2 separate regions of the Homo sapiens genome follow, and region 2 is linked to region 1. A link is an interaction called in ENCODE POLR2A ChIA-PET data of the cell type or tissue named here. Cell type or tissue: OCI-LY7. All regions are shown on one strand.

Evidence for each region. Peaks named below come from ENCODE experiments on the same cell type or tissue, not always from the same donor. Only the 100,000 strongest peaks of a DNase experiment are listed, where the experiment ranks them.
Region 2: POLR2A ChIA-PET joins it to region 1 with 6 read pairs; 2 of 35 experiments call an interaction of 5 or more read pairs at or near these places.

What each region holds. Positions count from the first base shown.
Region 1 is chr12:122,810,209-122,818,208 of GRCh38, forward strand. It overlaps CCDC62 (coiled-coil domain containing 62), which reads left to right. Exons shown (of 13, transcript NM_201435.5): 11 at 3,062-3,211. Among named protein-coding and RNA genes, the nearest start is that of HIP1R, 21 kb to the right of the region's middle. RefSeq lists a silencer at 2,029-2,204 and an enhancer at 3,390-3,469. In OCI-LY7, no CTCF peak of the experiment used is centred here; a DNase peak (open chromatin) is centred at 3,313.
Region 2 is chr12:123,281,733-123,289,732 of GRCh38, forward strand. SBNO1 (strawberry notch homolog 1) reads right to left here. Exons shown (of 32, transcript NM_001167856.3): 32 at 7,377-8,000. It also overlaps the pseudogene RNA5SP375. Among named protein-coding and RNA genes, the nearest start is that of CDK2AP1, 14 kb to the left of the region's middle. In OCI-LY7, no CTCF peak of the experiment used is centred here; no DNase peak of the experiment used is centred here.

The sequences.
Region 1 (8,000 bases):
AACTACCATCAGAGTGAACAGGCAACCTACAGAATGGGAGAAAATTTTTGCAATCTATTCATCTGACAAAAGGCTAATATCCAGAATCTACAATGAACTCCAACAAATTTACAAGAAAAAAACAAACAACCCCATCAACAAATGGGCGAAGGATATGAATAGACACTTCTCAAAAGAAGACATTTATGCAGCCAACAGACACATGAAAAAATGCTCATCATCACTGGTCATCAGAGAAATGCAAATCAAAACCACAATGAGATACCATCTCACACCAGTTAGAATGGCGATCATTAAAAAGTCAGGAAACAGCAGGTGCTGGAGAGGATGTGGAGAAATAGAAACACTTTTACACTGTTGGTGGGACTGTAAACCAGTTCAACCATTGTGGAAGACAGTGTGGCGATTACTCAGGGATCTAGAACTAGAAATACCATTTGACCCAGCCATCCCATTACTGGGTATATACCCAAAGGATTATAAATCATGCTGCTATAAAGACACGTGCACACGTATGTTTATTGTGGCACTATTCACAATAGCAAAGACCTGGAACCAACCCAAATGTCCAAAAATGATAGACTGGATTAAGAAAATGTGGCACATATACACCATGGAATACTATGCAGCCATAAAAAATGATGAGTTCGTGTCCTTTGTAGGGACATGGATGAAGCTGGAAACCATCATTCTCAGCAAACTATCACAAGGACAAAAAACCAAACACTGCATGTTCTCACTCATAGGTGGGAATTGAACAATGAGAACACTTGGACACAGGAAGGGGGACATCACACACTGGGGCCTGTTGTGGGGTGGGGGGAGGGGGGAGGGATAGCATTAAGAGATATACCTAATGTAAATGATGAGTTAATGGGTGCAGCACACCAACATGGCACATGTATACATATGTAACAAACCTGCACGTTATGCACATGTACCCTAGAACCTAAAGTATAATAATAAAAAATAAATAAATAAATAAAAAGAAATTAAGTTTCCTTTTTTTTTTTTTTTTTTCAGACGGAGTTTCACTCTTGTTGCCCAGGCTGGAGTGCAATGGCACGATCTCGGCTCACCGCAACCTCCGCCTCCCAGGTTCAAGCGATTCTCCTGCCTCAGCCTCCCTAGTAGCTGGGATTACAGGCATGTGCCACCACGCCCGGCTAATTTTGTATTTTTAGTAGAGACGGGGTTTCTCCATGTTGGTCAGGCTGGTCTCAAACTCCCAACCTCAGGTGATCTGCTCGCCTCAGCCTCCCAAAGTGCTGGGATTACAGGCGTGAGCCACCGTGCCCGGCTGAAATTAAGTTTTCTTAAAAAAAAAAAAAAATCAGGTGGTGGCTCATGCCTGTACTCGCAGCACTTTTGGAGGCTAAGGAAGGGGGATCACCTAAGGTCAGGAGATCGAGACCATCCTGACCAACATGGTGAAACCCCGTCTCTACGAAAAATACAAAAATTAGCTGGGCGTGGTGGCACATGCCTGTAGTCCCAGCTACTCGGGAGGCTGAAAGGCAGGAGAATTGCTTGAACCCGGGAGTTGGAGGTTGCAGTGAGCTGAGATCACGCCACTGCACTCCAGCCTGGCAACAGAGTGAGACTCCATCTGCAAAAAAAAAAAAAAAAAAAAAAAAAAAAAAAATTCAGTCTAGGCCCCTTTAAGAGCAATTGGCAGTGACTAATTTTCATGCCAAACTTCACATCCCAAAGTTGAAATTTAATAGGAATAAACGAAGGCACATACCCACATATTTTTCAAGGCTTATAAGCCTTTAATGTTGTCCTATTTTGCAAGTATTTTGACATGCTAAATACAGCATTGACAAGTTGGTTGAGGAGAGTTAACCAATGCCTAGGATTCTTTTATCGCATGGGTGTTACTTCATTAGCTGTAGTAAGTTCTGTTTAAGTCAAATTATTTAACTGAGTAGGTTCTAAGAAATAAAGGGGGCTGGGTGCAGTGGCTCACGCCTGTAATCCTAGCACTGTGGGAGTTCGAGGCGGATGGATCACTGGAGGTCAGAAGTTCAAGACCAGCCTGGCCAACATGGTGAAACCCTGTCTCTACTAAAAATACAAAATTAGCCAGGTGTGGTGGCGGGCAACTGTAGCCGCATCTACTCGGGAGGCTGAGGCAGGAGAATCACTTGAACCCGGGAGGTGGAGGTTGCAGTGAGCTGAGGTTACACTATTGCACTCCAGCCTAGGCAACAAGAGCAAAACTCCGTCTCAAAAAAAAAAAAAAGAGGCCGGGTGCGGTGGCTCACACTTGTAATCCCAGCACTTTGGGAGGCTGAGGCAGGCAGATCACGAGGTCAGGAGATTGAGACCATTCTGGCTAACGTGGTGAAACCCCGTCTCTACTAAAAAATACAAAAAAAAATTAGCCAGGCATGGTGGTGGGTGCCTGTAGTCCCAGCTACTTGGGAGGCTGAGGTGGGTGGAGCTTGAAGTGAGCCGAGATGATGCCACTGCACTCCAGCCTGGGTGACAGAGCGAGACTCCGTCTCAAAAAAAAAAAAAAAGAAAGAGAGAGAGAGGGAGGGAGAGAGAGAGAGAGAGAGAGAGAAAGAAAGAAAGAAAGAAAGAAAGAAAGAAAGAAAGAAAGAAAGAAAGAAAAGGAATGAATTTAGTTATTCTTATTCTACTATTTGATGTCCAGCTTTGCTTTGTAACACCTAAAGACAAAGAAATATTCACAGGTGATCGGGTGTAGTGGCTCACGCCTATAACCCCAGCACTTTGGGAGGCCGAGGCAGGAGGGTAACTTGAGGCCAGGAGTTCAAGACCAGCCTGGGCAACATAGTGAGATCCCACCTCTACCAAAAAAAAAATTGCTCGGTGTGGTTGCACACACCTATGGTCCCAGCTTTTCAGGAGGCTGAGGCAGGAGGATCACTCGAGCCCAGGAGCTTGAGGCAATCAGCTGTGATTGTGCCACTGCACTTCAGCCTGGGCGTCAGAGCAAGAGAAAGAAAAAAGAAAACAATATTCCTAGGTAGTTAGCATTTGTGTTTGTAAACCTAAGCATTTAAAGGTGCCTCTTAATTTCCTGTAGGCTTCAATTGTGTTACCCTCCCAGGATGATTTCTCGCCCACGAGCAAGCTCCAGCGTTTGCTGGCGGAATCTCGTCAGATGGTGACGGACCTGGAGCTGAGCACACTGCTGCCCATCAGCCATGAGAATCTCACTGGCAGTGCCACAAATGTATGCGTTTCATTTTCTCTTGACTATATTTGTCACATCCAAACACACCACTGAACACCAGTGTGCAAATATCACCGGCAGGGCGGCCTTTCTGTTAGAGGGAGAGTTTCTGTGTCTCTAGGGAGGAAAGGGAACATGCTTGTTTTAAGGAGGAAAAAGTTACACTTAGATGTCACTGGACCCAAACTTCCTCTTTCTAATGATCTGGGGCATATGAAGATAAATTCTTGGGGACTTTTTTCTTGGAGGGGGCGGGTACAGAGTTTTGCTCTTGTCGCCCAGGCTGAGGTGCAGTGGCACGATCTCAGCTCATTGCAACCTCCACCTCCCGGGTTCAAGTGATTCTCCTGCCTCAGCCTCCCAAGTAACTGGGACTAAAGGCCTACTCTACCATGCCCGGCTAATTTTTATATTTTTAGTAGAGACAGGGTTTCACCATGTTGGCCAGGCTGGTCTCAAACTCCTGATCTCCAGTGATCCACCCACCTTGGCCTCCCAAAGTGCTAGGATTACAGGCGTGAGCCACCACGGCCAGCTGGAAATGTTTTAAAAAACCAAATTTTATTATAGAAAGTTTCAAGGCCGGGCGTGGTGGCTCATGCCTGTAATCCCAGCACTTTGGGAGGCCGAGGCGGGTGGATTACCTGAGGTCAGGAGTTCAAGACCAGCCTGACTAACATGGAGAAACCCCGTCTCTACTAAAAATACAAAATTAGCCGGACATAGTGGCACATGCCTGTAATCCCAGCTACTCGGGAGGCTGAGACAGGAGAATTGCTTGAACCCCGGAGGTGGAGGTTATGGTAAGCCGAGATTGTGCCATTGCACTCCAGCCTTGGCAATGAGCAAAGCTCCACCTCAAAAAAAAAAAAAAAAAAAAAAGAGAGAGAGAAAGAAAGAAAGAAAATTTCAAATATGCACTGAAGTGGAAAGAATGGCACGGTCACTCACCTTTGACCACCATCGATTTTATCTTACCCCATCCATACACGTTTTCTTTGGAAGCATTTTAGCTCAGCATCATATCATGTCACTCATAAATATTTCATGATCATGATGTCTCTCTAACAGATATGGACTTTTAATTTTTTTTTTTTTTTTTTTGAGACTGAGTTTTGCTCTTGTTGCCCAGGCTGGGGTGCAATGGCACGATCTCAGCTCACTGCAATTCTCTGCCTCCTGGGTTCAAGCAATTCTCCTGTTTCAGCCTCCCAAGTAGCTGAGATTACAGGCACCTGCCACCATGCCTCACTAATTTTTGCATTTTTATTAGAGACGGGGTTTCACCATGTTGACCAGGCTGGTCTCGAACTCCTGACCTCAAGTGATCCACCTGCCTTGGCCTCCCAAAGTGTTGGGATTACAAGCATGAGCCACCCTGCCCGGCCTAATTTTAATTTTGTGTATTTATTTATTTTTGAGACAGCATCTTCCTCTGTTGCCCAGGCTGGAGTGCAGTAGCTATTCGCAGGCGTGATCACAGCTCACTGCAGCCTCAAATTCCTGGGCTCAAGCAATCCTCCCACCTCAGTCTCCCAAGTAGCTGGGACCACAGGCACGCACTGCCATGCCCACTCTGTTTGCCAGGCTGCTTGAACTCCCGGCCTCAAGTAATCCTCCTGCCTCAGCCTCCCAAAGTGTTGGGACTATCAGCATGAGCCACCATGCTCAGCTTATTTATTTGTTTTTTAGAGACAGTCTTGCTCTGTCACCCAGGCTGGAATGCAGGGCCAACTTGAACCTCCAACTCCCAGGCTCAAGTGATCTTCCCACCTCAGCCTCCTGAGTAGCTGGGATTACACGTACACGAAACCACACCCAGCTGATGTTTTTATTTTTTGTAGAAACAGGGTCCCACAATGTTGCCCAGGCTGGTCTCAAACTCTTGGGTTCAAGCAATCCTCCTGCCTCAGCCTCCCAAAGTGCTGGGATTATAGGCGTGAGCCGCTGTGCCTGGCCTGGCTTTTCTTAACAGTGTCTTTTAAAAAGCGAAATTTAAAATTTTGATTACTTCCAACTTAACAGGTTTTTTTTTTTCTTTTTTGAGACGGAGTCTCGCTCTGTCGCCCAGGCCTTGGTGCCAGTGGCGCGATCTCGGCTCACTGCAAGCTCCGCCTCCCGGGTTCACGCCATTCTCCTGCCTCAGCCTCCCGAGTAGCTGGGACTACAGGCGCCCGCCACCACACCCGGCTAATTTTTTGCATTTTTTGGTAGAGACGGGCTTTCACCGTGTTAGCCAGGATGGTCTCCATCTCCTGACCTTGTGATCCGCCCGCCTCAGCCTCCCAAAATGCTGGGATTACAGACGTGAGCCACCACACCCAGCCTATTCTAGTAGTTTTTTTGTAGATTCCTTAGGATTTTCTACACAATCATGTCATTCATGAATAGAGACAGTTTTATTCCTTTTTCCAATATTTATGCCTTATTTCATTTTCTTCCCTTACTGCTCTGGCTAGGACCTCCAGATGAGTGTTGAATAGAAGCAGGGGAGCAAACATCTTTGCCTTATTTCACGAAATGCTCTCTGATGGCAATTCTTGCTTAGTCCTTCAGATTGGTATTTTGTTAGATTCAGAGTTCCCTGGAGCAGTTTCTATGTGCCGCGAATAGATCCAAAACTAGAACATTAATCATTTTAGAATCAAGATGCTCACTGCCATGAGCCTAAACAGGTAGTTGCAGAGATTACCTTAAAGCAGAACAGGATCCAAAACTAGAAATTTTTCAAAGTATACCATGTGTGCCATATAAACTTTTCAAAGTGGAAACCGTGATGGACTCTGGTGTTTCCTAGGAAGATTTCTTCTTCACAAGCTGTCTCTGAGGCATTAGTGAAGCGTTGCATTTATATTGGGGCAGAGGAAGGTTTTTAATGACAAAACTATTTTGGTGCTTAGCTATCCCTTTAAATGTATGCAGTGAGGCTGCTTCTTCCCCTGTGTCTGGGGAGAACCTTTATGACTTTTCTAGTCATTCTTTGGCAGCTATTTCTTTAAAATACATTTTTTTAATTGAGATATAGGCCAGCCATGGTGGCTAATGCCTGTAATCCCAGCACTTTGGGAGGCCAAAGCAGATGGATCACTTGAGCCAAGGAGTTTGAGACCACTCTGGGCAACATTGAAAAACCCCACCTCTACAAAATAAAAAATTTTTTTTAATTAGCTGGACACACTGCCATGCACCAGTAGTTCCAGCAACTCAGGAGGCTGAGGTAGGAGGATCACTTGATCCTGGGAGGTCAAGACTGTGGTGAGCCATGATCTTGCCACTGCATTCCAGCCTGGGTGACAGAGTGAGACCCTATATCAAAAAGAGAGACAGAATTCACATTTTATTATTTACATACAATTCACCCTTCTAAAGTGTACAATTTGGTGGTTTTTTTTAAATCATATTAATAAAATCGTGCAGCCACTACCGCTATCTAATTCTAGAATATTTTAATCACCCCAAAAGGAGACCCCACATCCACAGCCACTGGTTACCACAATCTACTTTCTGTCTCTATGGATTTGTTGGACAGATAATTTTAATCAGAATTTGTTGACTAGAATTCATGGGATCCATGAACTTTGATGGAATAAAGATTACATGCCAGTTTATTTTTATTTTTAAATTTTATTTATTTATTTATTTATTGTTTTGAGACAGAGTCTTGCTCTGTCACCCAGGCTGGAGTGCAGTGGTATGATCTTGGCTCACTGCAAGCTCCACCTTCCGGGTTCACACTATTCTCCTGCCCCAGCCTCCCAAGTAGCTGGGACTACAGGCACCCGCCACCACGCCTAGCTAATTTTTTTTTTTTTTTGGATTTTTAGTAGAGATGGGGTTTCACCATGCTAGCCAGGATGGTCTTGATCTCCTGACCTTGTGATCCACCCGCCTCGGCCTCCCAAAGTGCTGGGATTACAGGCATGAGCCACCATGCCTGGCCTATTTTTTTATTTTTATTTTATTTTTGAGATGGAGTTTCACTCTTTCCTCCACTTCCTGGGTTCAAGCGATTCTCTTGCCTCAGCCTCCTGAGTAGCTGGGATTACAGGTGTGAGCCACCATGCCTGGTTAATTTTTTGTATTTTTAGTAGACAGAGTTTCACCATGTTGGCCAGGCTGGTCTCAAACTCCTGACCTCAAGTGATCCTCCCAACTTGGCCTCCCAATGTGCTGGGATTACAGGCGTGAGCCACTATGCCTGGCCCAAATTCACGTTTTCCAAACAAGCATTATAGCAACAGATGTCTCCTCCTTGTCCTCGTGGCTTCAGGTTGTTCTCTCAACCTCTTTGTTAGGGTTTTATGTCAAATTCCTGAGATATAATCAATCACTCCCTCATTTTTGTCCTGCTAGTGTAGCTCTGTGTGTGTGTGCCTGCACATGTGTGTGTGTGCATGCATGCGTGTGTGTGTGTGTATCTGCCTCCATCAGAGTGCACGTCAGGTAGCCAACAGGTGACTGCGTCCATGACTCCTGCTCACTGTGAACGCCTCAGGACCCTTCTCCACCTTGGCACCCTGGCTGCAGCACCCAGCATCTGCCACAGGCGGTCTCAGGGCCTACCTTGAATGGAACTGACAGGAACATGCAGAAAAAAGAAAAAGCTGGCCAGGTGCAGTGGCTCACACCTATAATCCCAGCACTTTGGGAGGCCGAGGTGGGAGGATCACTTGAGGGCAGGAGTTCAAGTTCTGCTGGGGCAACATACCAAGACTTTGTCTCTACAAAAAATTCAAAAATTAGCTGGATGTGGCCAGGCGCGGTGGCTCACGCCTGTAATCCCAGCACT
Region 2 (8,000 bases), 470 kb after region 1:
CTCAGCTTCCCAAAGTGCTGGGATTGCAGGTGTGAGCCACTGCACCTGGCCTTTTTGTATTTTTAGTAGAGGTGAGATTTCACCATGTTGCCCAGACTGGTCTTGCACTCCTGGGCTCAAGCAATCCTCCGGCCTCTGCCTCCCAAAGTGCTGGGACATGAGCCATTGTGCCTGGCCTTAGAGTGTTTCTTTACTGGTTTAATGGATATTTCACAGAGTGGCTTACCAGGGAGCAAGCAGGTAAATGGAGAGAGAAGGAAAGCCCAGGGAATTAGTGTAGTATGAAGAACATCAGGAGACACAAGCTTTAGCTCCACATCTGCCGTAAACCCTTCTCTAGGCCTCAAAGAACTCGCTTGACATCCCCAGGCCTTAGTTTCATCTGTAAGATCAGGGAGGTTTGATAGGATGGATCACTAAGGATTCTCTCAACACTTCACATCCTAAGAAGACAGGTAACACGCACGCCATTTTCTCTAACAAAAAACACCAGCACTTGGCCAGGCACGGTGACTCACACCTATAATCTCAGCACTTTGGGAGGCCAAGGCGCACAAATCACTTGAGGTCAGGAGTTTGAGGCCAGCCTGAGCAACGTAGCGAAACCTCATCTCTACCAAAAATACAAAAAGTAGCCGAGCCTGGTGGCACATTCCTGTAATCACAGCTACTTGAGAGAGTGAGGCAGGAGGATCGCTTGAACCTGGGAGGTGGAGGTTGCAGTTAGCCAAGGTCACGCCACGGCACTCCAGCCTGGGCAACACATGAGACCCCCATGTCAAACAAACAAACGAAAAACCAGCCTAGAAAGGATGTTTTTATTTTTATTATTTATTTTTTTGAGATGGAGACTTGCTTTGTCGCCCAGGCTGGAGTGCAATGGCACGATCTCAGCTCACAGCAACCTCTGCCTCCTGGGTTCAAGCGATTCTCCTGCCTCAGCCTCCCGAGTAGCTGGGATTAAAGCTGCCCACCACCATACCTGGCTTTTTTTTTTTTGTAGTTTTAGTAGAGACGGGTTTCACCATGTTGGCCAGTTGGTCTCAAACTCCTCACCTCAAGTGTTCGGCCTGCCTCGGCCTCCCAAAGTGCTGGGGTTACAGCCGTGAGCTACCGTACCAGGTCAACCTTTATTTTTTTGAAAATATCTTTTTTTCCCCCCAGTATTGTAAGATTTAGGTCTAGCCTATGGCACCTAGTATCCCGAGGTGGTCTGCCATCCAAGTACTAACCAAGCCTCGCACTGCTTAGTTTCCAAGATCAGCTGAGACCAAGGACGTTCAGGGAAATATGGCCATAGAGAAAGCCCTTACATTATTCTGGAACTGATTCCAACACTGAAAAACATTCTGAAGCAATCAGCTCCAACGAGGACTGTGCCTACCCCAGGTAATGAGAATGGTGACCCACAGGAGGGAATATTAGAGCTTCTATTTATATGGGACATACAGCGTACGTATCAGGACAGCAGCTGCTATAGCTTACAAGTCAATTAATAAGCAGTGCTGGAGGTGGAGGTATGCACTGGAAACTTTTTTTTTTTTTTCCAGGCAGTGTCCTTCGCTCTGTCACCCAGGCTGGAGTGTAGTGGCACTGTCTTGGCTCACTGCAGCCTCCGCCTCCCGGGCTCAAGAAATCCTCCCACCCCCGCCTCCCAAGTAGCTAGGGCTACAGGGGTGCCCCACCACGCCCAACTAATGTTTGTATTTTTTGTAGGGATGGGGTCTTGCCCTGTTGCCCAGGCTGGTCTTGAACTCCTGGGCTCGAGATCTTCCCACCTAGGCCTCCCAAAGTTCTGAGATTACAGGCGTGAGCCACTGTACCCTGCCTAGAAATCTTTTGAATCTGGAGTATGTGACCAAAAAGGCTTGAAGACCACTGATGTAAGAAACTAGTCACGTAGGCGGCCAGACCCATCATTTCACAACCTAACAAATAGGTGGGTGAAGTATCATGACTAAGACATCGCAGTTGCTGATTCCAGGATGGTTTGTGCGCTGGGGACATACAACAATTCCTTCTATCAGTTTGGGCTATGACCAGGGGTCTACTCCCAAATTTACTTATTTTTTATTTTTTTGACCTCCCGAGCTCACAAAATCCTCCCACCTCAGCCTCCCGAGTAGCTGGGACCACAGGTATAAGCCACCATGCCCCGTTAATTTTTATTTTTTGTAGAGATGGGGTCTTCCTATGTTGCCCAGGCTGGTCTCAAACTCCTGGTCTCAAGCAATCCACCCACCTTGCCCTCCCACAGTGCTGGGATTACAGGCGGGAACCACCACTTCCAGTCCTAATTTTCAGTTTTGTTTCTGCCATTATTCTTGTTTTTTTTTTTTTTTTTTGAGATGGAGTCTCGCTTTGTCACTCAGGCTGGAGTGCAGTGGCGCAATCTTGCGAGGCTCACTGTGAGCTCCGCCTCCCGGGTTCACGCCATTCTCCTGCCTCAGCCTCCCAAGTAGCTGGGATTACAGGCATGTGCCACCACCAGCTAATTTTTGTATTTTTTCAGTAGAGACAGGGTTTCATCGTGTTAGCCAGGATGGTCTTGATCTCCTGACCTCGTGATCCGCCCACCTCGGCCTTCCAAAGTGCTGGGATTACAGGCGTGAGCCACCGCGCCCGGCCTATTCTTGTTTTTTTTTGTTTGTTTTGTTTTTTTTTTTGAGATAAAGTCTTGCTCTGTCTCCTAGGCTGGAGTGCAGTGGCATGATCTCGGCTCACTGCAATCTCCACCTCCCAGGTTCAACCCATTCTTCTGCCTCAGCCTCCCGAGTAGCTGGGATTACAGGCACATGCCGCCATGCCCAGCCAATTTTTTTGTATTTTAATAGAGATGGGGTTTCACCGTGTTGCCCAGGCTGGTCTTGAACTCCTGAGCTCAGGCAATCTACCTGCCTTGCCCTCCCAAAATGCTAGGATTACAGGCGTGAGCCACCGTGCCCGGCCCATTATTCTTGTTTTTAGACCAGGAGCTGGCAAGCCTTTTATATAAAGGGTTGGATAGCAAATATTAATGCTTCAGGCTTTGTAGGCCATATAGACTCTGTAACTATGCAACGGTGCTGTCGCAGCTCTCACACTGCCAGAGACAATACATAAGAGAATGGGCATGGCTGTGTTCCAATAAAACTTTATTTATGGACACTGAAATTTGAATTTCACATACTTCTCACATGTTAGAAAATATTCTTTTTATTTTTTCCAACCATTTAAAAATGTTCTCAAAACCATTCTCAGCTTATGAGGCCAGTGAAAAACAGGTGGCAGGCTGGACTTGACCCATGGACCATAGTTGGCCAATTCCTCTTTTAGTCCACACAAGTTTCTTTCTTTTTTTTTTTTCTTTGAGATGGAGTTTCACTTTATTGCCCAGGCTGCTGTGCAATGGCGCGATCTCGGCTCACCGCAACCTCCGCCTCCCGGGCTCAAGTGATTCTCCTGCCTCAGCCTCCCGAGTAGCTGGGATTAAAGGGCTCAAGGGATTCTCCTGTCTCAGCCTCCCGAGTAGCTGGGACTTACAGGCACCCACCACCACGCCCGGCTAATTTTTGCATTTTTAGTAGAGACAGGGTTTCACCATGTTGGCCAGGCTGGTCCCGAACTCCTGACCTCAAGTGATCAGCCCGCCTCAGTCTTCCAGTGTTGGGATTACAGGCATGAGCCACTGCGCCTGGCCACAAATTTGTTTCTTAAGCCTATTTCCCCATAGGCAGGGAAAAAAAATGGGACATTTGAGGACACAATAAACCTATCTTCATAAAGGTACCTCCAAATAAGATACACACAAAAAGCAGAAACTGTGGGAACAGAAAGCTAAACAGAAATCCAGCATCAATGCAGGAATTGAGAGCTTTGTATAATTTACCTGTATCCAGGAGTAGAGGTGGAAGAGACTGTAGGGCCTCTTGTTCCTACCACCAGTTTAGGTATCTTCACAAAACACGACTTACAGGTTCATGCTGTTGAATTTCCTACAATTAATATGGTTTGGGCCAGGCGCAGTGGCTCACGCCTATAATCCCAGCACTTCGGGAGGCCGAGGTGGGTGGATCACGAGGTCAGGAGTTCGAGACCAACCTTGCCAACATGGTGAAATCCCATCTTTACTAAAAATACAGAGCGAGACTCTGTCTCAAAAAGAGAAAAAAAAAGTTACATGAAGTATTCAGACTAATTTAACAGGCACCTAGCTATCCTACCTTTGCATGATACTCAGTTTTGTTTTTTTTTATTTTTTTGAGATGGAGTCTGGCTTTGTCGCCCAGGCTGGAGTGTAGTGGCGTGATCTCAGCTCACTGCAACCTCCGCCTCCCCGGTTCAAGTGATTCTCCTGCCTCAGCCCCCTGAGTACCTGGGATTACAGTAGGTGCCCGCCACCAAGCCCAGCTAGTTTTTGTATTTTTAGTAGAGACAGGGTTTTGCCATGTTGGCCAGGCTGGTCTTGAACTCCTGACCTCATGTTGATCCTCCCACCTCAGCCTACCAAAGTGCTGGGCTTACAGGTGTGAGCCACTGTGCCTGGCCACAGTGATATTTCTTTACTGAAAGATGATGATGGCCAGGGACAGTGGCTCACGCCTGTAATCCCAACACTTTGGGAGGCCGAGGCAGGCGGATCACCTGAGGTCAGGAGTTCAAGACCAGCCTGCCCAACATGGTGAAAGCCCGTCTCTACTAAAAATACAAAAAATGAGCCGGGCATGGTGGCAGGAACCTGTAATCCCAGGTACTCGGAAGGCTGAGGCAGGAAAATCGCTTGAACCCGGGACGTGGAGGTTGCAGTGAGCCGAGATGGCGCCACTGCACTCCAGCCTGGGTGACAAGAGTGAAACTCCATCTCAAAAAAAAAAAAAAAAAAAAAAAGATGATTCAGACCCAATAGTGTGGCCCTTGCCCCTCTCAACCCAGTAAGGCACTTACCACCCAGAGTGGGCAGCGTTAGAGGATGGAGCCAACTTACTGAGAATCGGACTCTAAAAATAAGCATTCGGCACATTTCTTTTAGCCTCTTCTCTCTCATAAAGGCCTCCACAGATGGCTTCTTTACATCATGCTCTCAAATGACTAGCTGATAAATATTCATACTTATGGAAATTGTATTGTACATACTCCAAACGCCCAGCCAGTTAACATTTGTATCTTCTGTATCTCGGGGGTGGTGCCCTTTGTTCATATGTAAAAAGCACACATGCACATGTATACACACACACACACAACCAGCTTTCTCCTCTATGACTAATTTGCCTAGAGCAGTGATTCTCAACCAGGATTGATTTTGCCCCCCAGGAGACATTTGCCAACGTCTGGAGAGATTTTGGGTTGTTAAAAATGTGGGGATGATGTGTGCTCCTGGCATCTGTGGGTGGAGGCCAGTGATGCTGTTCAACATCCGACAGTGCCCAGGATACCTCCACTGCAAAGAATGACTTGGCTCAAATGTCAACAGGGCCCAGGCCAACCCAAGGTGAAGCAAAAACAAGACTGAGGGAGAGCAAAACCCCAAGGGAAGGAAGGTCAAAGCAGCCTGGAATTCTAACAGAAAAACACAAGGGGGCTGGCGGAGGCACGATCCAAAGTTTGCTTTCATCTTTTACCCTCTAAGACTGGGTCTTACTCTGTCACCCAGATTGGAGTGCAGTGGAGCAATCATGGCTCACTGCAGCCTCCACCTCCCCAGCTCAGGCAATCCTCCTGCCCCTCAGCCTCCCAAGTAGCTGGGACTACAGGCACGTGGCACCATGCCCAGCTAATTTTATTTTTGTAGAAGCAGGGTTTTGCCATGTTGGCCAGGCTGGTCTCAAACTCCTGGCCTCAAGTGATCCACCCGCCTTGGCCTCCCAAAGTGTTGGGATTACAGGCATGAGCCACTACAAGCAGCCATTCTTTTTTTTTTTTTTTTTTTGAGATGGAGTCTGGCTGTCCTCCAGGCTGGAGTGCAGTGGCGCGATCTTGGCTCACTGCAAGCTCTGCCTCCCGGGTTCACGTCATTCTCCTGCCTCAGCCTCCCAAGTAGCTGGGACTACAGGCTTCCACCACCACGCCCAGCTAATTTTTTGTATTTTTAGTAGAGACGGGGTTTCACTGTATTAGACAGGATGGTCTCGATCTCCTGACCTCATGATCTGCCCGCCTCGGCCTCCCAAAGTGCTGGAATTAAATGCCTAAACCACCATGCCCGGCCTTCGGCCATTATTTCTTACTCAAATTAATACTCAGCAGGGTGCTCACACATGTAATCCCAGCACTTTGGGTGGCCAAGGTAGGTGGATCACTTGAGGCCAAGAGTTCGAGATCAGCCTGGCCAACATGGCGAAACCCAACCTCTAATAAAAACACAAAAATTAGCTGGGCATGGTGGCGGGCGCCTGTAATCCCAGATACTTGGGAGGCGGAGGCAGGAGAATCCCTTGAACTCGGGAGACAGGTTGCAGTGAGCCGAGATAACGCCACTGCACTCCAGCCTGGGCGACGGAGTGAGACTCTGTCTCAAAAAAACAAAACAAAACAAAACAAAAAAAAAAACAAAAAACATATAAATACCCAATTTATTTTTTATTTTTTGAGACAGAGTTTTGCTATTGTTGCCCAGGCCGGAGTACAATGGCACGAACTCGGCTCACTGCCACCTCTGCCTCCCAGGTTCAAGTGATTCTCCTGCCTCAGCCTCCGAAGTAGCTAGGATTACAGGTGTCCGCCAGCTCGCCAGCTTTTTGTATTTTTAGTAGAGACGAGGGTTCACCACGATGACCAGGCTGGTCTTGAACTCCTGACCTCAGGTGATCCGCCCGCCTCGACCTCCCAAAGTGCTGGGATTACAGGTGTAAGCCACCGTGCCTGGCCAATGCACAATTTATTAAGGTTATACATTTAAAAACCTGTTTCTTTCAATTTTCAAACTCAAAAATACTGAATCAAATTTTAGTTAAAACACTTCCTTTTGACTTGTTCCTCAATTAATGCTCAATTATCTCATATATTCAGGAGGTTAAATCCCCCCTAAACATTAATGCTATTTACAAATTTGATCGAATACCCTTACGCATTTCAAGCTAAAATTTGAACATCCTTCTCCCAAGTATTTGAAATAATCACAGAGAAACTCCCAGACAAGCCATGCACTAAACGCTGCTCAGATTCCCACTCGCATCCCAGCCCTTTCTCCCTCCCACCGCCTTCCGCAGCAGTCCAAGACAGCAGCCCACTCCGGGCCCACACACTGCACCTGGGCTGGGCACCGCCCCACCCTGGCTGGCTCCCTGACTCAGTGCCTGTGCCATCTGCAAAGGCACGGTGACAGCACTTACATTTTATAAAGACACTATGAAGATGTTCATGAGATCTGCGAAGACAGCGCGCAAAGAAAGCACAACCCGTGACTCGTATTTAATTTATTTAGAATCTTACAAAAACAAAAAACAAAACAAAAACCACCACAACAGAAAAAAAAACTAAATACAGAATTTGTTACGCTTCACGGTTGATCGTTTTTACTTGCAAGAGTAAATAAACCTTGCTAAAATGCAGCCAGTACATTTTTATTGCATGAGACCAAATTTTTCAGTTACATATCAAAAATGATTGGGATAATCAATTCCGGACGCTTGGTACCGTGCTCCCACGAAAGGCTGGATGCAGCAATGCAGTATCATTGGAACAGGGCGCACCCTTCACACACTGATGGACACGCTACAACAGGAGCGATAACAAAAGGGAGATTTAAAAAAGAGAACCAAATGAAAACACACCAAGAGCTGACATCCACCTTTGTTTCAAGTTGTCTTTGGATCCCATCAGATGTTGTCTCCAGATGCACCATGTCAGATTAGTAAAGGAGAACCATCTACACCTACATAGAAAAGTATCCTTTGCTCAGAGGAGGTAGAACCTGGCCAAAGTTTTATTGCAGAGATACAGTGTACCTCTTCCCACCTCTCATGGATGATGGAAGATACAAGTGGTTATTGAAAAATCATATCAGTAGTTTGCAAATTCAGTAT